Regions from separate parts of the Homo sapiens genome. Here region 1 is linked to region 2. A link is a loop called in an ENCODE intact Hi-C map of the cell type or tissue named here. Cell type or tissue: breast epithelium. All regions are shown on one strand. Each heading gives the region's core, and the rest is flanking DNA. Links, peaks and the distances in the headings are about the cores only.

Region 1 (12,642 bases), core at 5,405-7,904, 54 kb before region 2:
TGTGTGTGTGTATGTGTATGTGTATGTGTATGTGTATGTGTTGCACAGGTGTATGGGAGTTCAGAGTGTTCCAGTGAAAGGGAACAATGCCCACCAAGGCTCTGTGGTGGGAAAGGACAGAACATGTCCTTGGAACCGATAGAAGGTGACTCAGTTGAAGTGTGGTCCAGGAGTGGGGCAGGCAGGTGGCATCTAGACCATGCTTAACTCAGTAGACTGCTCAGAAGTCTGGATTTCATTCTTAGTTCAGTGGGAAACCACCAAAGGGTTTGAGGACACGATCTTACAGAGTTGGCTTTACAGTTTAAAAGATTCCCCTGGCCACCCTATGAAGAGCACATTGGCCATGGGTCAAGACTGTAGACAAGAAGACCATGTGGGAAGCTGCCACAAAGGTCTGGGTGAGAGGTTTGGTGACTTGGTGATGCAGAGAAGTGGATGGATCTGAGATGTAATTCACAGTGTTAGTGTCATGACTTTCAAACTTTCTTGACTGTGAACTATAGAAAGAAATCTATGTTGTATCATGGGCCTAGTACACAAATGCATGTGTGTATATGTATGTGAAACAAAGCCTTCATAAAACAATATTACAGGCAATACACACTGATATAGTTCATGCCAGGTCATGAAGTGCCACATGTGTGTCATGTGTGTGTTATGTGCTTGAGGTGGGTGGAGAGTGTTAGGGGTCTTCATGAACTATGACAAGGAGTCAGGATCTTCATGCTGCAGGGAGTAGAAGAGCTCCAGAGTTTTACAGATTTTTTCTTTGAGAGAGAGAACCTTAATGGCATAGAAAAAAGAGCCACCTGATAGCAATGCTAAGACAGAAATAATTTCTCTAGGTCCTTCTACTCCATTTCTTCCTCCTCCTCCTCTTCCTCTTCCCATCTTCCTCTCTCTCTTCTCCTTTCTTTCCTCTTCCTTTCTCCTCCTCCTCTTCCTCTTTCTCCTCATCTTCTTCCTCTTTCTCCCCCTCCTCTTCCTCTTTCTTCTCCTCTTCCTTCCCCTCCTCCTCTCCTCTTCCTCTTTGTCTCCTCCTCCTCTTCTTCTTTCTCTTCTTTTTTATCTCCTCTTTCTTTCTTCTCCTTTCTCTTCCTCTTCTTTTTCCTTCCTCTCCTCTTTTCCTCCTCTTCCTTCTTTCTTCCTCTTCATCTTCTTTCTCTTCCTCCTCCCCTCTTCCTCTTTCTCTTCTTGCTTCTTCCTCTTTCTCTCCTTGCTTCTTCCTCTCTCTCCCTCCTCTTTCTCCCCCCTTTTTCTCCTCTTCCTCTTCTTCTCCACTCCTTCTCCTCCTTCCCCCCATTTCTCCTCTTCTTCCTTCTCCCTTCCTCTTCCTCCTCTTTCTCCTGTTCCTCACTCTCCTCTGTTTCTTCTTCTTCAGCAGGAATTGGCAGACTTTCTACCAATGCCAGAGAGTAAATATTTTCAATTTTTCAGGTCATTTGGTCTCTGTCACCACTACTCATGTTCTGCAGTTTTGAAAGTAGCTATAGAAGTATGTAAACGAATGGCACAGCTGTGTTATCAATAAAACTTTATTTACTGTAGCAGCTGTTAGGCTGGATGCAGCTTGTAGGCTATGGTTTGCTGACTTTATCCTAAGGAACATGGGGGACTATCCTGTGGAATCAGTATCTCATTGGGATAAGATCAGTGTGCTGGGGCATGGGGTCAGTCTCACCTGGGCTGTGGTGGCTCTTGGGTGAGGCTGACACTTGGAGAGTTTGCATTTGGGGAACCTGGAGTTTAGAAGCCGGAATTAGTGTTCTTACTTAGAAACATCCCAGCTTGCACCTCAGATTCAGCCACAGACAGAATGCAAACTGTAAATTGAATGTTCATCTCAGCTCCTCAGCGCTGCAAGCCCAAAGCTGGACTTGATGCCAAGCTAGGGTTTACTTAATACAACCCTTCTGGGCACAGCTCCCTGTGTAGGAGCCATACATAGGTGAATGCAGCCTTTGTGCCAGGAGGAAAAGCTCCGAGAGGAGATGCCTTGAGATGGCTTCTTGGGGCGGCTTTTCCTCTCTCCAGGAATTCCTGGGCCTATAGACCACACATCTAAGTGCACTTGGAAGCAAATGGGTAGCCCAGGGAGGTGCCTGTGGTGGGTACATAGTCCACAGGGACTGTAGAAAGCGCCCTGCCGAGTGTGGCAGTTCAGAGGCTTCACCCTGCAGCAGAAAAGGGTTATGGCCCCATGGCCCCTCTATGTCTTCTCCTTCTGCTCTGCTTGTGGAAATCCTCCTTGCCCTCTAAGGGCCAACTCCCGAGTCTTCTCTTCTATGGGGACTGAATCCTCCAGCCAAGAATAATTTTCCCTCCTGTGAACTCAACCCTTTGTATGTTGGAAGCTTAGGGCACCAGGTATGCTCATGAGTAGGGCCGTAGTCTGTCTCCTGGCATGGATTATAAAATTGAAGAGTGCATGGACTGTGGTTAATCCATCCTTGAATTCCAGCTCCTAGCCCTGTACAAAGAAGGAGCACAGTATCTTGGAGAGTCAGTGTGGTGTTTTGAAAAGGGCCTGGTTTTCGGATGTCTGTCAGTTTCTTCCTCTGTAACCTTGGGCAACTTTGACTTTTTGGATCCTCAGTTTTCTAATCTGTAAAATAGGCCTAAGAAAACTAGGCTTAGTTATGTTCTGACAATTACAGATACAATATACATGCAGCTTGTGTGCCCATTCCGTTGTTGATGACTTTGCCGTTGTTGGCTCGATAAGGTGTCTCATCCAGAGGAGCTGGGAAGTGTTTGGGAGATCAGGGTGAGTTCCTGGGTAAATTCTCAGGACTCAGCAGTGTGTTTGCTTTCATTGACTCTAAGACACTACAGATTATAAGATGCTCTGTTATTTTATGTACCTCTGAATAATAGAATCACCTAGTGAGCTTTCACATGTCTTGGTGCCCAGCCCTGCTCCAGATCAATAACATCAGTAATCTGGGGGGTGGACATTGGTTTTTTCATTCACTTATTTATTCATTTTATTCATTTTCTTCTTTTTTTTAAATCAGTATTTAAAAACCTCTTTGGGTGATTCTATTTTGCAGCCAATATTAAGAATCATTGTACTTTTAAAAGAAACACCTCTATTATATGACTCAATGCTTCCTTATCACTGGGAATTTTTATTTTAATTTGTTTATAGAGCCCTTTTAGACATTCTCTCAGCTCCTGAGGGGTCCATAACCACTTCTTCCTCAAAGAAGGGTCTCCTGAGAATTTTGTAACAGCTAACAGACACCAGAACTGGGTAGTGGCTAGGACCTCTTCGTCGCTGTGCCTGGAATACAGTCCCTGAATTTGCAGCCCAGCAGGTTCAGTGAGTTTGGGGAGAGGTGGACAGGGCAAAGGAACTGTGGGGACTGCATGGCACCAGGAGAAGGATGGGGATGGTCACCGGGGAGGGGACAGAGCAGCTGTATCTTCTGTCTTCCCTGTGGTCACTGCTCAGCTTCAGTCCTGGAGAAGCTGAAGGGTGGTCTAGCTGGGCCATTGTTAGGCATGCTTGATTTCAATCCTGATTACAGAGATGATAAAATGGGAAACTGTGCATATTTTAGAATCAGTGGAATATGGTGGATCACGTGCTAGATATAAACCTGCTTAGAAGAAAGTGGTCACCAGCAGCTTGGCTTTGCAAAGGATGACTGGGCTCCTGCAGACAAGGCAGAACCCAGAGCTCAAGAAGCAGTTTGGAGAGTCATGATCGCCACTCTCCCAAATAGTCACTGATGGAAGGACTTCCCCATCTGATACTATTTTGCTGCCCAAACCTGCTCATGCCTTGGAAAAGAAGCTTGTGAATCAGGGATGATTTTGAATCCAGGCCCCAGCGTGTGTTTGCTACATGACTTCAGGCAAACCCTTTAATTTTTCTGAGCCTCGGTTTTCTTAGGTATCAAATGGGAATGAGTCACCACCTCAGAGGACTGTTGGGAGGATTAAATAAATTACTGCAAGTAAAATATCTAACATGTGCAGACAGCAAACAGCTAGCACATGACAGTGATTAGTTTCTTAGCACTCTTATTCTGTCATTGGTTGTTCTTAGTAGCACTGGGATTTTTGTACTTCTTGTTTTGGTCAAGAAGTGGGGGCACTGAGAAGGAAGCCCCTAACTGCTGGGGAGGAGCTGACATTTTCCTGGGGTCTTGGCGGAAATGTGTTTACTGCACTTAGGGTCTCTCCAGGATGAGCTCATTATTTTCTCTCTGTAGCCACTTCCTTATAATGAAATGATATGGGTTCTTTCTGGTTATTTTAGTCTATTCCCTTATTTAAGATAAGTTACCCCACTTGTGACTCTAAAGAAAGCCTTTCAGCAACCACACATGCTCAATTTCTGAAGCGGACGGCTCTCAGGGTATATTTTTAAACCAGAAACAACATTACAAGTGGTAGCAGGATTCCCAGGCCAGCCTACTGAAATCTTCACTCACTAATGCTGCTGAATGAAAGTAATAATAAGTGGCATTATCAGCTGCTGCCTACACTCATTTATACATTGGTCCAAGAGGAAAATGCACCCTGAATCCCAGGAAGAAATGCCAGGAGCATGTTTTCCCAGCAGCAACATCTTGTTTCAGAAGCCACGTTGAAGGGATTAATGGGGATGGATACTCCTGAGCAAAATACCCTCAACTTTTAAAGAGTTGTCAGCAGAGAACAGTGTCCTTGCTCTGTAGACGAGCATACCCTCCTTTCTAGAGTATTTCCTGTTGGAGTCAAATGACACTGATGACAAGGTTTGTCAGAGGCATTTGTGAGAATAGGTTGTTTTTGCTCTACCTGGTCATTGGATACTACATGGTGACTGTTCACAGTCATGGCAGGGATTGACATCAAATCTGCGGGGCAAAACCCAGTGCCTAGTTTTTGTCTCTTTGCTTCCTTGATGTTCTGGCATTTAGAGTGCCGATGACTATAGGTGCTTTCCAGGATTCAGCACGGAATCCAGGCATGTCCACAGAGAGGGGAGTCATGAGGGGAACTGGAAGAAGGGCCCTCTGAGCAAGTGTTCCCCTCCTGGATCTGTGTGGATATTGTGTAGTTTCAGGGCCCGAGAGATGGCTCAAATTCTTATGTTCCCAGTTTCATTCTCTACCTGCCCATTTCTGCCTAAATATTATTTGCTCGACCACTAAAGGCTGGTGGCTTTACAGTGTCAAGGCATGGGAGAGGGGACACTGTTGGGAAATGAGCCAGCCACAGGGAATATCAATGATAGATTTGAATCCCTTCCCAGATGATCAGGGTTTGGGTACAGAGGAGGGCCTTTGGCCTCTCTATGCCAGGGGAGGGCCAGGGTTGGACAGCAGGTAGCCAAGGCAGGTCCCAACAATGTCTTTGGTACCCTCTTGGGCTGATTCTGTTGTCATCATCCCTGTGTGGACAGACACGGGCTGTGAACAAGGCACTTCCTGTCTTCATGACTACATAGTGTGAAGCTTGGTGGCGACAGCCTCCTTGTTTCCTGCCACTGTGTCTGGGTTCACAGTAGAGAGGACAAGACATAGGGGTTCAGAATTGGGGTCTGGGTGGCCTTGTTTTCTCCTGGGCAACCCAAGGTACAGATACTTGTTTGTCTCAATTCTAAGTTGTTGGCTAGGCCCCATGTGATGGAAGCAGGAACTGCCTGCAGAGCTGAAAATTATCTAGTGATTCTCAAAATTTAGTGCACACAAATGACGAGGGGTCTTGTTAAAATGAACCCCTATTCCTCCATGATGATGTAGAAAATTAAAATGATGAAGATCATGATGATCCTGGCTTGTGTCAAGCCCCTACCCTGTGCTGAGTGCACTCACTTAATACAGCAACTTGTGGGTCATTCGTGTTCCTAGTCCCATTTACAAATGGAGAAACGGAGGCACTGAGCAGTTAGAAGACTTGCTCAAGGCCCACACAGATTCCTGCTCCCAGCCTCTTCCGGGGCCTGGGAATCTTCAGTTTTACAGGTACCTCTGGGGATCCTCAGACTCCAGTTTGAGAAACATTGCCTTTGCATTCACGGGGGTCAGTGACTGTGTCTTTCTTGCTCAGCACTCTATCTCTAGGGCTTTGCATTGGCCAGGCACGTAACAGGTGTTCAGTACTTGCTGAAGGAATGAATGAGTAATGTTCGCTTCCAAGGAGTCCCTGGGGAATCTCAGGAGCTGCTGCCCAATTCTCTGGGAGCGTTAAGTCGTCAAGCCCAGTATTCATGCCCTAGTTCTGACAACTTTGGATTTACTGCCAAGAACAATTCTATCTGGTTTCCTGGTTCTGCTCTCTGGATCCCTACATTGTTCCCTGGCTCTAAGTCCTTCCCTCCTTAGTGGCCTCCCTGTGTCTCTAGACCCCAGGCGCTCCCCTGCTCTTGTCAGTACCTCTTTTAGGGACTGGGATTCTGTCTCCAACAGCGGTGTGGCTGCTGGGCAGGATTTCCGGATGCTGCCCTCTGGCCCATTGTTCTGGGTTCTCCATCCCACTATCCACGTGTCTGTTGGGACACCACCTACCATCTACTGCTGTGGCCTTGAGTGTCAGGTTACACTTGCCAGACTGGACTTCCAGCTCCTTCAGCTGCATTCTTTTTCCATAGTGGCCAATTCTAGCTCCTGAGCCTGGCTGCCATCCAGCTTGCCTTGTCACGGAGCAGTAAATCAGCTCTGTTTTAATATAGCCAGGTGATGCAGATCTTAGGCATCAGAGTGGGCAGGCTTGGGTTCAACTTTTGGCTCTTAGGGTGAGCACTTTAATTCTCACAGCCTCAGTTTCCACACCTGTAAATTAGGTATGATAGTCCTAACCTCCCCTTCAGTGGGTTGATGTGAGGATTAAATGGGATTGTGCACATAAGGTAATAGTTCAGTTTTAACTATTATGTGAGTTTGCCATCCATCTTTAAACAAGTAATGAATTTTATTTTAAGATGATTTTGACAATGAAGATTTTAGATTAATATTTTACTTCAAATTGGTCCTTCAATTTTGTGTGAAGACAAAACAAAACTCACTTCTCACTCCCTATGCAGCCTGGTATAGCAGAAAGAGCACGGGCTTTGGAGACAGTCTTAGGTTTTGTTCTTGCCTTGGTCATGTGGCCTTTGGACTCTGATTTAACCCTTCTGAACCTCAGTTGCTACATCTGTAAAGTAGAGATAATAGCCCCTCCTGGGTTTGTCAGGATGATTGGTAACTGCTTGAGAAAGCACCCAGCGTGAGACAGCAGATGCACACTGAATGTGCCTCACAGCATCCTTGACCTTGCAAGTGGAGAAACTTATTAGAAACAGACATGCCTGCTCAGTGTGCCCTACTTTTGCTTCCACGAACCATGTGGGATAACTGTTCTAGGAACTTTGTCACATTTTGCATGCCAGGGAATTTCTAGCATATGATGGGGAGTCCTCCTGGCTTCAGTATTTGCTTTGCACACATGCAATTAGTTAATCATTTATTTTAATTATTTATTTCCTGTCTGCCTTTTACATATCCTGGCCAACTTCCCAAGGACAGGGGCCTTGTCTGTCCACTTCACTGCTCCATGCCCCTAGCAGATCTCATGAATACTTGTTGCCTCCCAGATCGTGGAGGAGACTGGAGAAGGTGTCTGGTTCAGTCTCCAGTTTCTCTCAGGGGTTTTCTCTTCATGGTTCCTAAAGAGGTAAAGCAGTCTTCACCCTAGTGAAATCTTTGGAAGAGGACTGGGGGCTGTCATTTGCCCCAGCTCAGGTTACCTCTGTCTCCATCCACCTTCCCTGGTGGCAGTGGCTGTGTTCAGTATGTTGTCTTTGAAGTTTCTTACTTTATTGCCACCAGGATATCCAGCCCCCTGTAGCCATGTTGCTATCTTTTTGTAAGAATAATAATGATGTAGGAAAGAGAACTGGTGATAATTCAAGATCGTCATAGAGGACATACAAGGCAGTCTAGGACTCTGGGTAGCTCCTGAAGGTGAAGCTGCTGGGCCTAAAGTTGAATAGTAAGAATGGCTAGTCACCACACTGTGTGTCAGCAGGGCTGTCTCCATCCATCCATCCATCCATCCATCCATCCATCCATCCATCTATCGATCCAGTCCACCCATCCATTCATTCATCCCTCCATCCATTTGTCAACCCAATCATTCACCCATCCATTTATCCATTTAATCATCCATCTATCCATCCATCCGTGCATCCATCCATCCATCCATCCATCCATCCATCCATCAATTGAATCATCCATTCATCTAATCATCTATCCACTCATCCATCTGCCCATCCATCCATTATCTATCCATTCATCTGTCTATCCATCTGTCCATTCAATCATCCATCCATCCATCCATCCATCCAGTCATCCATCCATCCATACATACATTACATACATCATCTATCCATTCATCCATCTATTCAGCCATTCATTCAGTCACCCCTCCATTATCATCCATCCAGTCATCTGGTCATCCAGTCATCCATCTATCATCCATCCATCGATCCATCCATTATCCATCCATCACTATATCTATCCATTCATTCAATTACCCCTCTGTTATCCATCCAATCATCTATTCATCCAGTCATCCATGTATCATCCATCCATCCATCCACCCATCTAGCCATTCATCATCTATCCATTGATCCATCTGTCTGTCCATTCATTCAGTCATCTATCCATTATCATCCATTTAGTCATCTATTCATCCAGTCATCCATTTATCATCCATCCATCCCTCCATCCACCCACCCATTGTTCATCCAGCTATCCGTCCATTCATCCATCCATGCATCCATCCATCGACCTACCCATCCACCCATCTATCCATCCACCCACCCACTCATTCATCTACCCAGCCATCCAGTATGTCAGGAGCTGTGGTAAGTCTTGGCATATAGTGTGAGCAAAACCAGACATGTATCCTGCTCTTGTGATACACATTAATCAAGTAGTCCTATAAAGGATGTATAATTATGATGTAAGTACTTGGAAGGAAATAGCATATATGAGGAATCTTAGTGTGGGGAGCCACAGAGGAGGCTTCTCTTTGATGAAGTGATATTTGAGCTGAGATAAGAATGAGGAGTGAACAGTCACTGAATTCCTTTTATGTACCAGGCCTTGTTACAATTATTTTTACCTGATTTGCATGGACTGACTTTTCATCCTTATAATGATCCCATGAAGGAGGAATGATTATCATCCCCATGAGGAACTGAGGCATAAAGAGATTTAGCTCTCTGCCCAAGGGCGTAACCACAGGTCGGCGACAGAGCTGGGTTTTGGGCTTAGGAAGTCTGGCTTAGAATCTACTTCTTCTTCCATCTAGGGGTGGGTAGGAGTTAGAGGAAGAGGGATGGGGAATGAAAGGACTTTCCAGGGCACAAGGGCCAGGCACTGAGGTGAGGTTTGGGGCCATGGATGATTCCATAGAGTGGCTGCAGGGCAGAGAGTGAGGAGGAGATGGAAGGTGAAGGGGCAGGAAGTGCAGGTAGATACCAAACTGTGCAGGGCTTATACACCATTTTAAGGGTTTTACATGTTCTCATTTGAGCAATGGAGGGTTTTAAACAGGGAGAGGGAGTTGGGGACACAATCAGATTTTCATTATGAAAAAAAAAATTCCTCTGGAGGCAATGTGAGAGTGGAGGAAAGGGAGGCCGGAGGGGTGCAGAGATTTTCCTTTGGAGGCTGCTATGAGAGCTGGTGTCCCACAGCAGGGCAGTGCCACTGGAGAACCATGAGTGTCTGTAAATGTCTTGCAAAGACATTCAGGAGGTAAAATTGCAAATCTTGGAAGTGGAGGTAAGGATGAGGGCCCTCTGGTTGTCAGAATGGCTCCTCGCCTTGGATAACTGGATTAGTTGGGGTATTGTTGGTGGTTATGGTCTTCCAGAGCCCTCAATCATTGTTGACTATGGTGGGATCATGACTCCGGGTCCCACAAGGATTCCTGTATCCTCAGGCCAGTGCCAAGGACACAGAACTGTATCATGTGCTGTGGAGCCCACGTCAGTGCCTGAGCCAGACACAACATTTCTTCCTCTTTGCTGACCTGACCCACATGGCCATTGTTAGATCCATGGCTTGGGTCGAAGTTCTGCTTGTGTACCGTACTGCAGTTACACTTACTTTGATCTCATCTCCAGTTGCTCCTCCAGATGAGTAAGGCATGTCCGCTCACTTGCATGAGCTTAGTTACCCTGTCAGTGTCTGTTGATGTTTCTCTCTGGGGATTCTGTCTCTGATCCTTAGTGACTCCACAGCTCTGGTCATGGTCTGAGGCTTTGACTACATCCTACTTGGGGGGACAGATGGAAACACCTTTTAATCCTGCTCGAGAAATCTGCCTGGCCACTAAAGGAGCTTTGTAAATGCTCACCTTTCATTTGATCTCCAAAAATGGAGCTTTTGGTGAAACACGTTGGTAGTTTATTTTTGGGTAATTTATCCTGTCACTGAGCAACCCTCAGGAGCCTTGGAGCTAGTTGGATTGAGCGTAGAATGCAGAGATATTTCTTGTCAGGGTTCCAGGATGGCATTGATGTAAGGTATGCTGGGATTTTATGGGGTAGGAGCAGAGAAAGTTAGGGTCGGGGATAGGGTCATTGGCTTTATTGAGGTGACCATAACTTGTGGCAAATTTAGGAAGTCTTACGTCTTGCAGGAGACACAACAACAGATATATAAATAGTGAGTAACCAGCCAGGTGGGCAGCAGCCTCTTGATTTATTTTAAATTTTTTTATTTTTCCCGTTTATTTTTAGTTGACATATAGTAATTGTACATATTTATGGGATACACAGTGATATTTCTATATGTGTATACAATGTATAGCAATCAAATAAGGTTAATTAGCATGTCCTTACCTCAAACATTTATCATTTCTTCGTGTGGGGAACATTCAAAATCTTCTCTTGCAGCTTTTTTTTTCTTGATTTATTGGTGTTAGGTAGTAAGAACCTAAAAAGTATCTGATGGTACAGGTATCCCCCAGCTTGCAGTTTAGGGGATACCAGGATGGAAGCTTAGTGTCAAGGGTCAAGCTAAGGGGTCTGGGTCGTGAGACTGGGACAGTGCTTAAGTTCCAGTATTCCAGTTTACATTTGAATATATAAATATTCCAAACCACCTATAAATTAGTAGTGTTAAAAAATTTTTAATGCTCACAGGTTTTGAGGGTCAGGAATTTAGATAGGCAACGTGGGAATGGCTTGTCTTTCCTCCACAATGTTCGGCACCTCTGCTGGGAAGACCTGAAGGCTGGCAGCTGACCCGTCTGGAAGCACATTCATTCTGACATCTGCTGTTTGATCCTGGCTCTTGACTGGGGCCTGAGCTATGTTGTCGGTTGGCACACCTGCATGTAGTCTCTCCGTGAGGGCTTGCTTGGGCTTCCTCACAGCATGGCTCCTGAGTTCCAAGAATGGGCATCCCAGGAGAGCAGAGTGGAAATGAATGTCACTTTTATGATATAGCCATAGAAGTCACATAGGGTCACTTCCCTATGGCCACGACAGTCTCAAATGTACACCCAGTTCAAGGGGAGGGGGCATAGACCCTACCAGTTGATGGGAAGCGGAGCAAGGTCACATTATTAGAAGACAGGAGATCTTAATGTGTTCATCTGTGCAAAATACCCACACCCAGCCATAGGATGGTAGAGAAGATTGTGTTGAGGCCGGTCATCCCCCACCGAGGAATCTTTGATTAGAGCTCATCAATGGTTCAGAGGGACCTTTGGTGCTCTGGGCTAAGCTTTAATATCCCAATGGAACATCCTGAACAGTAACCTATGGCTGTGGTGACAGTGCATCTGAAAGGCCATTTGATTTAACTAAAAAATGCTACCAGTCTTCTGGAGGTGTGTCTACAAATGGCATGTGACAATCTGATTGAGTCTCTTGAATGATTGCAGACTTCTCCCACAATGCACTGTTCTCAGAGCCTCTCACAGCTTGTTTTGTAACTTCATCCAGCTACATATTTATCCGTGCATTTATCTTTCCAGCCACCTAGCGCTTATTAAATGCCTGCAGTGTAGCAGACATTGCACAGGGCATTATGAGCAGGAGGAGAGGTAGAAAAAGCCATAGACTGCAGCAGATCATGGGCCATACCGTCAAGGAACGCAGTCTCTGAAGGGATATTCTTGTATAAGTAAGCAGGGCTGCTGAGGACCTTGGAACACCTCTTGTCTGCAGCTGAAAACAATGAGCGAAGCCACAACCTGGACCTGGAGTGCATTTGACTTCGGACATCTGTGTGCCTCTCCTCCTTCCTCTTGTCCCTTCTGTTGGGTACTAGCAGGAAGTCCACATTTGCTATCAAGGAAGCTGGTACCCCTTTGGGCTGGGCTTTACTAAGCTTGCAACACCCAGGGGATATAAAATTCAGAGCCGGTCATGCATCTTACATACATCAGATGAAAGGAAGCAGATATCTTATGTCTGATGGCATTGGGACACAGTCCTTTTTGTTGACTGCATTGTCTTTAAGCCATGCATTTCCCATTCATCCCAGAGCTGTACACTGTAGCTTAGGGCTGTGTTACCCATAGGCACCTTTTGGGGGCCATTGTGGTTTGGTTTTCCTTTCCAAGCACCTCGCAGAGACCTATGGAGTCCACCTTCTTTCTGCCTCCAGCCACCCACTTCTCCCACACGGTGGA
Region 2 (12,642 bases), core at 4,834-7,333:
ATTCACACTTTTTATGTTGCAACATGGCTTCTCTTTCTTTCATCCTGTCCCAGAAAGAAAATCGAGACCCTGGGGCAAAATGAGCCTGGAAATAGGTTTGCGCACCTCGTGTCATTAAGACGTTGCCGTCCACGGAGCCCCGGGGTTCTCTGAGGGCCTCCTGGTGAGAAGCCAGATGGGTGGACTCCAGCGCTCCCTTCTCCATGTCAGCCACAGTAGCTGCTTGTATTAGTCCATTCTCAAGTTGCTAATGAAGACACACCCGAGACTGGGTAGTTTATAAAGGAAAGAGGTTTAATTGACTCACGGTTCCCCAGGGCTGTGGAGGCCTCAGGAAACTTACAATCATGGCGGAAGGGGAAGCAAACACATCCTTCATGTGGTGGCAGCAAGGAGAAGTGCTGAGCAACCGGGGGAAAGCCCCTTATAAAACCATCAGATCTCATGAGAACTCACTTCAGTATCACAAGAACAGCATGAGGGTAACCGCCCCCCGTGATCCAGTCAACTCCCACTGGGTCCCTCCCACCACACGTGGGGATTATAAAAACTACAATTCAAGATGAGATTTGGGTGGGGACACAGGCAAACCATATCACTCCTGTTTTATTTGTTTCATGTGAGGGTTTGTCATGTGCTTTTGTTGAGGGAAAAGAAGACAGGAAATGAGAGGACTTAAAGCATATTTCTGAATACACCAGTTTAATAAATCTGCCCACCAGTGGCATGAGCTACTTGATGAGGTTGTTGTGCCCCATGTCTTGGGTTGTTTGGGTGGACTTAGGCAGACTTAGGCAGAGGGATTCCTGCATGGAGACGGGTGAGATTAGGTGGCCTCACAGGACCGAGTCAGCTCCTCAGAGCATGTGTCTGGCTGGGCAGGGTCGTGGCCGCTCTGCAGTCAAGACCCTCATGGTGTGCACTCACTCTCCTCATGGCTGAGCCATGTGTCACCACAGCCCATGTGTGCAGAAATACTCAGCTCATTTTTGGAGGCTCCTTGTCCAAGTTCCGACAGGTGCTCAGGGAGCTTTTGCAGCGACCATGCAGGGAGGGAGAACACAGGCTCTGCTTTCAGTGGGGGCACCTGCCTGAGGCCACAAAGCCAGCCAGAGGATAAGAGTTAGCTGTCTTGCCCACCGACCCTCCTGCTTGGCCTCTCTCGATGTCCTAGCTCCCAATTCTGGCATCCCCCGGCTGAGGGAGATCCAGGTACTGACCTCTGATTGGCTTTCATGGCTCCACGCTTACACCTGTCTGTTCCCTGCTGCCCCAGATCTGTGCCACCATCTCCCACCATCTGCTTGACGCGGCTCCTTGTCCCCACAAGACGGCAGTGAGGTGGAGGGGGGACATCTAAAGGGCCACTTCCGACTTGGTTCTGAGGACCATTGTCCTGAGTCTTACAGTGAGGGCAGAGCCACTTTCCATGGTCCGTGGGGCCTCTGAGTCCTGGGCTGTGGGGCCTTGGGGGTCAATATATCGTCGTATCTGCTTCCCCTTCTTGGCACTTTGCTGGATGCTTCCTCTGCTCGGCCAGGCCGGTCACCTTGGCCTGTCGTCTTCCCATTACCTTCCAGTGTGCAGAAATGTGGCACCCACTATTGACTCTTCTCCTTTACTTTTGCTTGTGTTAATACTTAAAAAAAAATCTTTTACTGCCATTTTAGAGTGGTTTCAAGAAAGAGGAGACAAATTTGTCAGTGTGGTATATCTAGGTCCCTAAAATGTTCTTCTTTTTTTCTTTACTTTTTCCTCTCCTCTCTTCTCCTCTCTTCTCTTTTTGTTTTCTAAAGTTACAAATAGGTGAGTTGTAAAAAATTCAAACAGTATGGAAAATATAAGCATTTAATTTTAATTTTATTTTTAAATTATTATTATTATTTGAGATGGTGTCTGACTCTGTCGCCCAGGTTGGAGTGCAGTGGGGTGATCTCGGCTCACTGCAGCCTCTGCTTCATGGGTTCAAGTGGTTGTCCTGCCTCAGCCTCCTGAGTAGCTGAGATTACAGGTGCCCACCCCCGTGCCTGGCTAATTTTTGTATTTTTAGTAGAGACAGGGTTTTGCCATGTTGGCCAGGCTGGTCTCAAACTCCTGACCTCAAGTGAATTTCCTGCTTTGGCCTCCCGAAATGCTGGGGAAAATATAAGCATTTTAGAAATTAAAGTCTCCATATTCTCCCTTCCCAAATCCTATTTAGAGGTGACTTCTGTTAATGTTTCCTTATGGATCTTTTGGGACTATTCTCTAAGTTTATATATATGTATATGTATTTATATATATTAAATCTATGTACTTTATTACATACCATATATTATATATGTGATTATATTACATATTTACTTAAATATTTGTTTGTTGAGTGATGAACAGGAATTATCCCATTTCTTTCTCTCTCCATGTATGTAGGTATAGATATGTATATATCTGTCTGTCATCTGTCTGTCTATTCATTTATCCATTATTTATCTGTTAGCCAAGGCCTCACCAAGTTGACATCCGAGTAAAGATTGAAGGTGGTGAGAACACCTTGTCCTGCAATTTCTTTTTTGACTTAAAGCCTGTCTTGGAACTCTTTCTGAGTCAGGACGTGTGGAACGGCCTCCCTGTTTTTGGCTGCTTGGGATTTACGGTGTGCAGGGACTTAACTGTTCCTCTGTGATGGCCATCTGGGCTGCCTACAAAGGGACCTGCTCCTGCCAAACCTGGCTAGGGCCAGTCTTTGTAATGCTTTTCCAGGCCCTGTTGTTTTAATTTTAGTTTCTAAATGTGGGTGAGCATCTTCTCATGTTCCTTCCACTTGTGTCTCTCCCTGGGCATTGCCCGGGTGCCATCCTGCTGTGGAAACAGTGGTGGCGAGTCAGGGGCATTCAGCCATGTTGCCTGGAACAAATGACCCAGCCTCTGTGGGCCAGATTCTTAATTTATAAGATGCAGATATTCATACCTCACGGGTTGGGGGTAAAGAATAAATGAATTCGTTTATAGGAAGCCCTTAACATATTCGCTGGCTTGTGGTAGACATTTGATAAATATTAGCCGTTATTTCAATTTTTTCCCCCTTTTTCCAACTGGGTCTTTATATTTCCCCACTTGTTTTTAAAATCACTTTACATACAGTACACATATATGAATCCTTTCCTATGTATGCTAACCAGTACTCATAAAATGACTGCCATATACCAGGAACTGTTTAGACAAATAACTGCAATACCTCATGCTGTGATGGAGACATGCAGAAGATATTGTGGGGCCATAGGTAAGGGCACCGAAGCCAGCTTAGGGGAAGGAATTACTGAGGGCTTCTTGGAGGAGGTGATGCATAAGTGGAATCTGATAAAATGAGCCGAAATGACTGAGGAAAAAGGCAGGGATGTCAGGAGGTGATGACAGCATGTACAAGGGCATAGAGCTGAGGGACAGCCTCTGGGTGCCTGTTGACACATCACAAAGAATACAGCAGTCCAGCCAATTCTAGAGCAGCCTGCACGGGAGGCTGAGCTCCAGGGAATTCCTCGGGTAGTCAGGCTTGTCTTAAGAACCAGATAGATGGAAGCCCACCCCATCTGTCTGTGTTCTGCATGTGTGACTCCCTCTGTCTGAATGCCTCCCGCTGTGAGCCCTCACGTGAGTAGTAACCTCTGCTCATCCTGCAGGTCTGGCTCAAGCAGCAATTCCCCCATGGAAACCTTTGCTGACTGCCAGCATAGCTCAGTTTCCGTTTTTATTTGCACACATGGAATGGTGTTTCTTGGTTGACAGCACTGACCTCGGTTTGTAGTGGTCACACTGATTATTCGGGTAATCTCTGCCTCTTTCACTCGATCAGAAGCTCCACAGGGGAGGGATGGTCTCCATTTTTGTTCACAGCTGTATCACCAACACCTAACAATGCTGGGCACTTAGCAGGTGCTTAAGAAATGAATGAGTGAGTGAATGAATAGATGAAAGAGAGGACTTAAGGAGCCGGTTCTGCTTTAAGATGGGGGTCCTGAGGCCAGGTCCACCCACTGCAAACCCTTCTGACATCTGTCAAAGCTGCCCATCCCCTGGCCCAGTCTTTCCTTCTCTCCTTGAGTTGTCCTGGGTGTTGGCTTCACAGCCTCTGCTCATGGTAACATGTCCTGGAAAGCCCGTATTTTGTCAGGGCTCTTCACAGCAACGACAGGATTCCCTTCCCATTGGCTCATCTGGTGATTGTTGTCGCCATCTGCCACGATGGCCCTGCTTGCTGTGTTCCTCTTCCCTTTATATTCACGAAGCCACAGTAGACTCTTAATAAAGCGCCAGGCTCCCTCCCCCATGAAGGGCATTGTGAGTTCTTTTCAGCAGGGTGCATCTCATTTGGGCTGCAGCCTCTGTATTTTGCGCAGTTCTTTGCTATGAGAGAGCGAATGCCCAAATCATGTAATTTATGACCTGCCTTGATGGTAACATAGGACATGAAATTGGTGGACTTCTTAATAGACGTCCCAGTTACAGGAAGTATTGTAAGATTTCACCTTTAAAATTGCTCTCATTTTGCAGGTAGCATAGAGGCGAAGAAACTGATAAGAGCAGGCAGGTAGAAAGAGGCTCCGTGTGTTCAAATACAAACATTGCCTCTTAGCATCTCCAGGCAGGTCTTACCAGCTTTTGAGCCTCACTTTTCACCTCTGTAGTCCGGGAATAGCAAGCCTGCCAGAAAGGATGAAGCAGTGGGTCCTGGCGCCTCATGAGTCTTCATTTCTCTTCTCCTTTGTCAGACTCCGCTTCAGGTGGAGCTTCCTGCTTTGCTCAAGAATGTGCTTTTCTACCCCACCCTCAGCCTGCCCTGTCGTTTTTTCATTGATCCTAGGATATTAGGTTTTATTCTGTTGCATAAGCCAGCAAGGCGAAATCAAGAGGGACAGCCCCTGGGTGCCTGTTGCCACATCACAAAGAATGGGTTGCAGGACAGTGGACTCTGTTACTTTTGTGACTTTTCCATGGAAGTTAGAGTCTTGAGTTTTTCACCTGCCATCTTGGTGACAGTGCCACTGAGTAGGAGGTTCTGCCTCCGAGTTTGTTCTTTCTTCTTCTGTTCCACTGTGGACCTCTGGAAGCTTCTCCCATCTTCATCTCCTTTCCCGATTCCCTCCCACTTCACCACCCTTGCAGAAAGAGGGTCTGTCCTGAGTTCCTGGAGGTTTAGCAAGACATCTCCATCTCTGGCCTGGCTTCCACCAGTAACTCCTCATATTATTAGGTTGGTGCAAAAGTAATTGCGGTTTTTGCTATTTTTTTTTTTTTTTTTTTTTAATGGCAAAAACCTCAATTACTTTTTCACCAACCTAATACTTGGTGGCAGTGAATGAGAAACAACTGGTCACAAGATCTGTTGAGCCCTCGTGTGTGCCAGGCATGGCATTGAGTGCTGAGGATACAGCCCAACTCATATTCCTGTGGGAAGAACTGAGGAAAGAGCCAAATATTCCAGTGAACTGTGAGCAGGTACGGCAGTGCCCTACATGAACGTGGATACCACCGAAGCAAGGAGATTATAGACGCAGCTTCCACCTGAAGGATGCATGGAGCTTGATCAGGCAAAGAGGAGAGGGGAGAGTGTTCTAGACAGTGAGAACTATATTTTAATTAAGAAGATTTGTAGAAAATATGTAACATCTATTTCAAGCATCATTAATAAATGCCATTTATGATTTCTTCATGAAATATTTATTAAATGACTGCTGTGAGCTAGTATTGTATACCTAGAAGCAGGTCTCAGCATGCCTCGTTCTGGGGGTATGATGAGTAAGGCAAGACAGAGTTTAGGGAAGAAAACAAACAAATGGGGAAATGACAAATACATTGACAATCTCCATACCATGTCAAAATAGCCAGCATTTACTGAGCCCTTGCTAAGCCAAACCCTCTTGCTAGCACTGGCAGTTCCTCAGTTAATCCTAGCAGGGAGGGTCATTACCCTTCCCATTTCACGGATATGGAAACTGAGGTATATGCAGGTGAAATAGCTTGCCTACAGTCTATTAGTCAGTAGGTGGCTGTTCCAGGATTCAGATCTAGTTGTCCTGGCTTGAGACCTAGATTCCTAAATTCTCCTTTTCTGCTTCTTGAGGGACAGGGCTATCTGGGAGGCCAGAAGAGAGCTACATTGTATTTGGAAAACTTTAAAAAATTTTTAGCGTTTTGAGATCATTTTCTCCCCTACAGTTCACTTAAAGAGGCATTTGCTTTCCCCTCACTATGTGGTGGGGACGAAGGCTGTAGAGATGACCAGCCGTGTCTTCCAAAGAACTCAAAGCTTATTAAGCTGATTAAGGGATCAGCTGGTCCCCAGTGACCTGCTGCAAAGCTGAGCATGCGAACTCAGGAAGGCCCAGGACACCGGAGCCCTGGGGATGGGCTGTTCCCGGCGCTTGGGGAGGAAGAGACAGCTGTCTGGAAGAGAAGCATTTCAAGTGGCCCCGGAGGATTAGATGTGTGAAGGTGGACGGAAATGACATTCCTGGCCAAGGGAACAGAGGAAGTAATGGCTCAGAGGGTGGAAAACTCAGTTTCGGAGAACCTCAGACAGTCCTGGAAGTTAAGGTGTTTATGGGGCAAGAGTGGGAGTTAAGGCCAGAAAACAGGATGAGGCCAGACGATGGAGGCATGTGAACTTTTGAGCAGGGGAGTTGCAAGAAAAGGTGATAAAAATGAATTTTAAAGGAAATCACTTTATACTTTGATACCCTACAGAATATTTTGCCACATACCAGGATCCTGGCATAATAGAGCTTTTGGAGTTAGCATGGCCTTGGAGGGTTTTAATGCAGGAGACATGATTTGATTTGTAGAAAAAGTTCCTTTTAATCAGGTTAGTTTTGTATTTTGAATTCATGCTTTACACTGCTGAATGCTTTAAACATTTAGGCGGGGCATAGTGGCTCACACCTCTAATCCCAGCACTTTGGGAGGCCAAGGTGGTGGATTGCCTGAGCTCAGGAATTCGAGACCAGTCTGGGCAACATGGTGAAACCCTGTCTCTACTAGAAATACAAAAATTAGCTGGGTGTGGTGGTGGGTGCCTGTAATTCTAGCTACTTGGGAAGCTGAGGCAGGAGAATCACTTGAACCCAGGATGCGGAGGTTGCAGTGAGCCAAGATCATGCCACTGCACTCCAGCCTGGGCAAGAAGAATGAAACTCTGTCTCAAAAGAAAAAAAAAATTTAGACATCTGACAGTGAACATCATAAGATTACTTAGAGGTGTTGGATGTAGTGATTAGATAATCTGAGAACCTAAACTTTCTTAAAATTCGAAGTGTATGGATTTTATCTGGCATAATTTTAACATGCCAGATGACAGTTAACTGTGGCTAAGATTTTTTTTTTTCTTGAATGCACCTGTGAATTTGAGCCCTGCTATTGCATTCAGGTCCTGAGAGCAAGGATTCTGTACATGGGACTAGGGGCTTTTGGTTCCACTCAACTGTAGAACTGATGAGTCTTCTCTTTTATTTAACTCTCCCCTCCACCTCACCTCCTGACATGATTGATGACCGGAAGTGCTCAAGCTGAACTCCCCCTGGGTTGGTCTGTTCTCTCTGTTAATTGTATCTGCTCCCCAAGATGATAAGAGTGATTGGAACACTGGGGAGAATGGACTGGAAGGAAAGTGCTTTGCACCTGTGTCTTTTAGGGGGCTAGAAGGAGACCCCCAACACCACAATTTTTTTATCCTATCTTCCAGCCTCTTGCTTTTTTCCCCTATGTCTTTTGATCAAGAGGTAAGAACTTCTGTAGGTCCTCCATTGTAAGTCTAGTGTTTATTCATTTATTCACTCATTCATTTATTCAACAAAGAATGACTTGTGTCGTTCTTTGTGCTGGGCCTCCGCTGGTTCTGAAGGTATATGAATAACTAAAACAGCCCTTGCCTTTAAGAATCCATCTGGTGGTGAGGAGGGAGCCAGACATTTGAGAAAATCCTTGTCAAGATGTGGAAGGTATCCATGATGATTTTCCTACAGTGTGATTCCCTTCACTGTCCAGTACGGTAGCCATCAGCCACAGGTGGTTAGAGTTATATTTCAATTAGTTAAAATTAAAAAATTAAAATTTCAATAGCCATATGTGGATTCCACCTACTGTATTAGACAATGCAGATATTGAACATTTTCATCATTGCAGGAAGTTCTGAATCAGACTGTAAGCTCTTTGAAGGCAGATCCATGTCTGGTTCTGCCCATCCGTATACCCCAGGTGCTAAGCATCTGGTGAACACTCACTAAGTATGTACTGAATGAACATGGGAGAGGATAATAAGGAGAGTAAAAGAAGGGTGTACAAACAACCAGAAGAGAGATGCACTGCTCTGGAAGAATGTGCAGAAGAGATATCCCTGGAGCTCCATCAAAAAGTAGGGGACTTTTAGCAAGTGGGGAAGGGAGGAAGGGTGCTTTCTCCAGGAGGGAGAATGACTCTGGTCTCACTAACTTCCTTCTGTGTTCTGATGTCTCAAGCCACACAAGGTGTTACTATTTTGTTTGCAATGGAAGGAAAATTCATAGCACTCACGCTGTGTTCTCTCCTTGGGTGTCTTTGAGAGGTGGGATCTCACTCAGAGCGCCAGATGTGATATAAATACGAGTTAGTCATCTAGGTGTGAGATCAACTGGATTGCAGAAAACAAGTGTTTTCACGTATGAGGCCAATACAAAGCTTTGCAAGCATGTTTGACACATGGAGACTTCATGATCTGTGAGTGAGGTGAATACGGAATGCACCACTAGGAACATACTAGGAACATTATTAAGAATTTGGCGTGGGGTATGTTGTGATTGCTGGAGTGAGTTCCCCCACCTGATTGTTTGCTCATGCAGTCATTGGATGAACACTGGGTTAAGCATGCGGTGTCCTCTAGGCACTGCGCTCTGTGTTGCAGACACACAGGTGAATACATCTCAGGCTTATCCCTCAAGAGGCCACAGTCTGGTAGGGTCTTCAAGCAGGTGTATGGATGATGATAACATAGTGAAATGAGCTCTGCTTGGTAAAGCATCACATGACACAGGAATCAGATGTGGCATCCACATTTTCTTTCCTCCTTTGTTCAGCAAAGACTAGGCTCTGGAAAACAAAAGCAGAACATCCATCAGAGCCAACACCATGAAGAGGGCCTGAGACCAGGGCTAGTTTCAGTGTCTTGATGCTCGAATCCAGCATCAAGCTTGGTCAAGATGCTGGAGTTTGACCCTCATGCTGGCACTTCCCAGTGGCATGGCCTTGGGTTTTGGTTTTCTCATCCTTAAAATGGGGATGTAAACAGTGTCCTACAGGGTCGTGATGAGGATGGAATGAGACAACCTGTGTGAATCCCATAGTAGGCACTCAGCAACTTGTGAGTATTGCATAGTTGAGAGAAAGGACTCTGGGGAATATGCCAAAGTGACACTTGGAGTCTCCATTTCACACTGTTGTGGGGGCAGGTGTAGATCACTTCTACTCCAGCTGCCCATAATAATCAAGGAGCCACCCTGGTTTCTGAGGATGGCTGTGTTAAGTGAGGAACCAGAATGGATAATGTATCCCTCAATTGGGGATAGCATCCTTCAGCGATCTGTCTAAACTTTTCCTCCCTTCCTCCAGGCCTGAAGGGAATGTGGTGGTGTTCTGTACCTGGGGTTTGAAATGTTCTTGGTGGAGAACTTGGACATGGTTCCTGTGCCCTGCCAGGAGTGGCTGTGTTTTCTGAAAACTTATTTGCATGGTAGAAGTGCCCTACGGTCTGTCCTTGTCTGTCTCAGGCTCTGTGGCCTCACCCCAACCCCAGCCCTCCACTTCCTGCCCTCTCAGACAGCTTACCCCTAGCTCAGGGGCAGCTGCCCCTGTATCTTTAATGACAAGTTTCTATCTTTCCTTCTGTGTCTTGCACACTGCAGTGAATTCCCTGACACCTTTTGTTGCTGCATGTAGACCACTGTGCACCATTTCTTGATTCCCCTGGGATCCTTCTGGCATTTCTCTATTGATTGGGCAGTTTTTCTTCCCCTCTTTGCTGAGTTGAGATCCCTCTTTCTGTCTCAGAGTTTCTCCTCAGGAAATCTTACACACATCTTTATTATTTTATCCAGTGTGATTATCTCTGTCTTTTAATATGAGTTTAATATGTTCACAGAATAATGTAATTATTGAGATATTTGGATTATTTCTCCTATTTTAGGTAGCATTTTATTTTTACCCATTCTTGTTCTCTGTTCCCTCTCTCATTCCTATTTTCTGACCTTTTAATGCTTTTCACTGGATTGATACATTTTATACATTCCTTCTCCTTGGGCTGACTCAGAAGCTAGCTGTAGATTGTATTTTTAAACTTCAGCACACATACTAAAGTATGATCTTTTTCTAACAAATATGATGTCCTCTTACTGAATTTGGCAAGATGCTTCCTTCTGCTTGGCTTTCAGTTGTCATTGAACATGTCTCTTCCACATCTTACTATTATTTTATACACCCAACATTATTAAACACCATTGATTATTATTTTCACAGCCAGTAATTACATTTACTAAAATTTTAAAAATCTATTTTTTTACCCGTGTCTTCCTCTGAATTAAATTTTTGATTTGCTAAGTTTCTCTTAATTTTTTTAGAGTCTGTGGTAGATAAATTTTCTTGGTGTTAGAACACCTGAAAATGTCCATTTATGTGGTCCTTTAAATGCTGCTTTAGCTGGGTATAAAATTGGTTGACAGTTATTTTGTCTCAGCATTTTGATGAATAGTAGCTCATTTTTTCAAGCCTCTGTTATTGCTGTTTTCAGTCTGCCATTCCTTTTTGACAATATGATTTTTCTGTCTATGCTTTTTTTTAAGAACTCTTTACCCATGGAATTCTACAGTTTATCATTAATATTATTTGTCTGTGTGTCCTGCTTGGTACTTAGAGTGCTCTTTCAAACTGAGAACTTTTTCTTTTTGAGTTCTACAAAAAGTTCAGCTATTCTTTTCTTAGAGTTATCCCTTATATAGAACTTTGATTCTTATCTGCAGGATATTTATGTTTAAAATATATTTAACTTTTTATTTTGAAATAATTTCAAACTTACAGAAAACTATGAAGGACCCATTTTCTGATTAACCAGTTTTTTTAACTTTTTTCTCTCTTTCTGTGTGTGTCTGTATATGTATATGTATATAGACACACATATTTATAATATATACACATTATATAAACTATATACAAATTGTTCTTTTTCTGTACCATCTGAGTGTAGACTATACATTATGCCTCCTTACCCCTTAATATCTAGTGTGGATATTTTATAAAAGGATATTCTTTTAAGTAAACACAATGTAGTTAAGAAATTCAAGAAATTTTGCGTTGATGCAATACTTTTATTTTAGCCCACATTCAGTTTTTTTGCTATTACCGCAATAATGTCTTTTAGATATTTATTTCTTCCAATATAGAATACAGTCTAGAATTCCATGATGCCTTTAGTTGCCATGTCTGTGTAGTCTCCTTTAATCTGGAACAGTTCTTCAGTCTGCCATTGTTTTTAATGACGCTGACATTTTTGAAGAATACAAGCTAGTTATTTTACTGAGTTTATCTAATGTTTCTTCAAGGTTAGATTTAGCTTATGCACTGAACTAGCTGATATGATGCTCTTCCTTCTTATCCATCTCATCTGTCTGTTCATCCATCCATCCGTCTGTCCATCCATCCATCCATCCATCCATCCATCCATCCATCCATCCATCCATCACCTCTATCGTGAGTACAAATTCAAGGATTCTTACTTTATGTGACAGTTTATAATCTATTACTGCCATTATTTATTTTACTATTGAAAACATCCAAGATTTGGCCAGTGGGAGCCCCTTCAAGCTGCCTTATATGCCCTTTTGCAATGCCTGGCTATTCTTTTGATCACTTCCTATTTTTAGGTACAATAAGATTTTCTAGCCCAAAGTATACCTTACCTGCCCAAGCCCTGGAAGCAGCCATTTCTCTAGGAGCCCTTGTTTATTTTAGTGGGATTGTTATTTAGAAACCAACATGTGGGATCTACATAGCTCATTGCTATTTGGGTTTCATTTCTTCTAAGCCTTTTCAGCTGACAGAGCTAGGAAATATGTATAATTTTTAAAATCATGAATTCTTACCAATACCTATGATCCATTTTAACCTCACTGGATTCTTCCTTGCCTCTCTGCATCCCATATTTGTATGTCTTCTTCCACAGAGAGAATCCTATTTCTCCACAATATCATATATTTACTCATTTTCTCAATCCTGAACTACTCATAAAATAATCTTAGAATTGCTCCATTCTTACCACAGTGAAAAGCAAACCCACTAAGAAGAGTTCAAGATTTATCTGTTGTATATTCATAATATTATATCCAAAAGTTATTTGTATTTGTTCTTCCCCTCTCCCCTTTTGATGTGGTTATGTTATTCCTTTGAAAGACGATTAGGTTTATTTCTTTCTCTTTTCATTTAGTTTATTTCCACCCCCCATCTTTATTGCTTTTATTTTATATCTTAACATGTTTTAACATACTTCCAAAAATTAAAACAAAAAGATATCCTCAAAGAAGGGTCACCTCTTCCCCATCCCTTTTACTCAATTTTCCCTGCCAACCACTTGTGATAATCAATTTCATTGTT

The links. Peaks named below come from ENCODE experiments on the same cell type or tissue, not always from the same donor. Only the 100,000 strongest peaks of a DNase experiment are listed, where the experiment ranks them.
Region 1: a loop joins it to region 2, with 16 times the contacts of the local background. A loop is called at or near these places in 3 of 110 quality-filtered maps.

What each region holds. Positions count from the first base shown.
Region 1 is chr16:80,712,567-80,725,208 of GRCh38, reverse strand. All of the region lies in intron 1 of CDYL2 (chromodomain Y like 2), which reads left to right. Among named protein-coding and RNA genes, the nearest start is that of CDYL2, 86 kb to the left of the region's middle. In breast epithelium, for the core only: no CTCF peak of the experiment used is centred there; a DNase peak (open chromatin) is centred at 6,578; H3K27ac peaks cover 717 bases.
Region 2 is chr16:80,658,143-80,670,784 of GRCh38, reverse strand. The region is part of intron 2 of CDYL2 (chromodomain Y like 2); the gene reads left to right. Among named protein-coding and RNA genes, the nearest start is that of LINC01227, 92 kb to the right of the region's middle. RefSeq lists an enhancer at 3,410-4,370. In breast epithelium, for the core only: no CTCF peak of the experiment used is centred there; no DNase peak of the experiment used is centred there.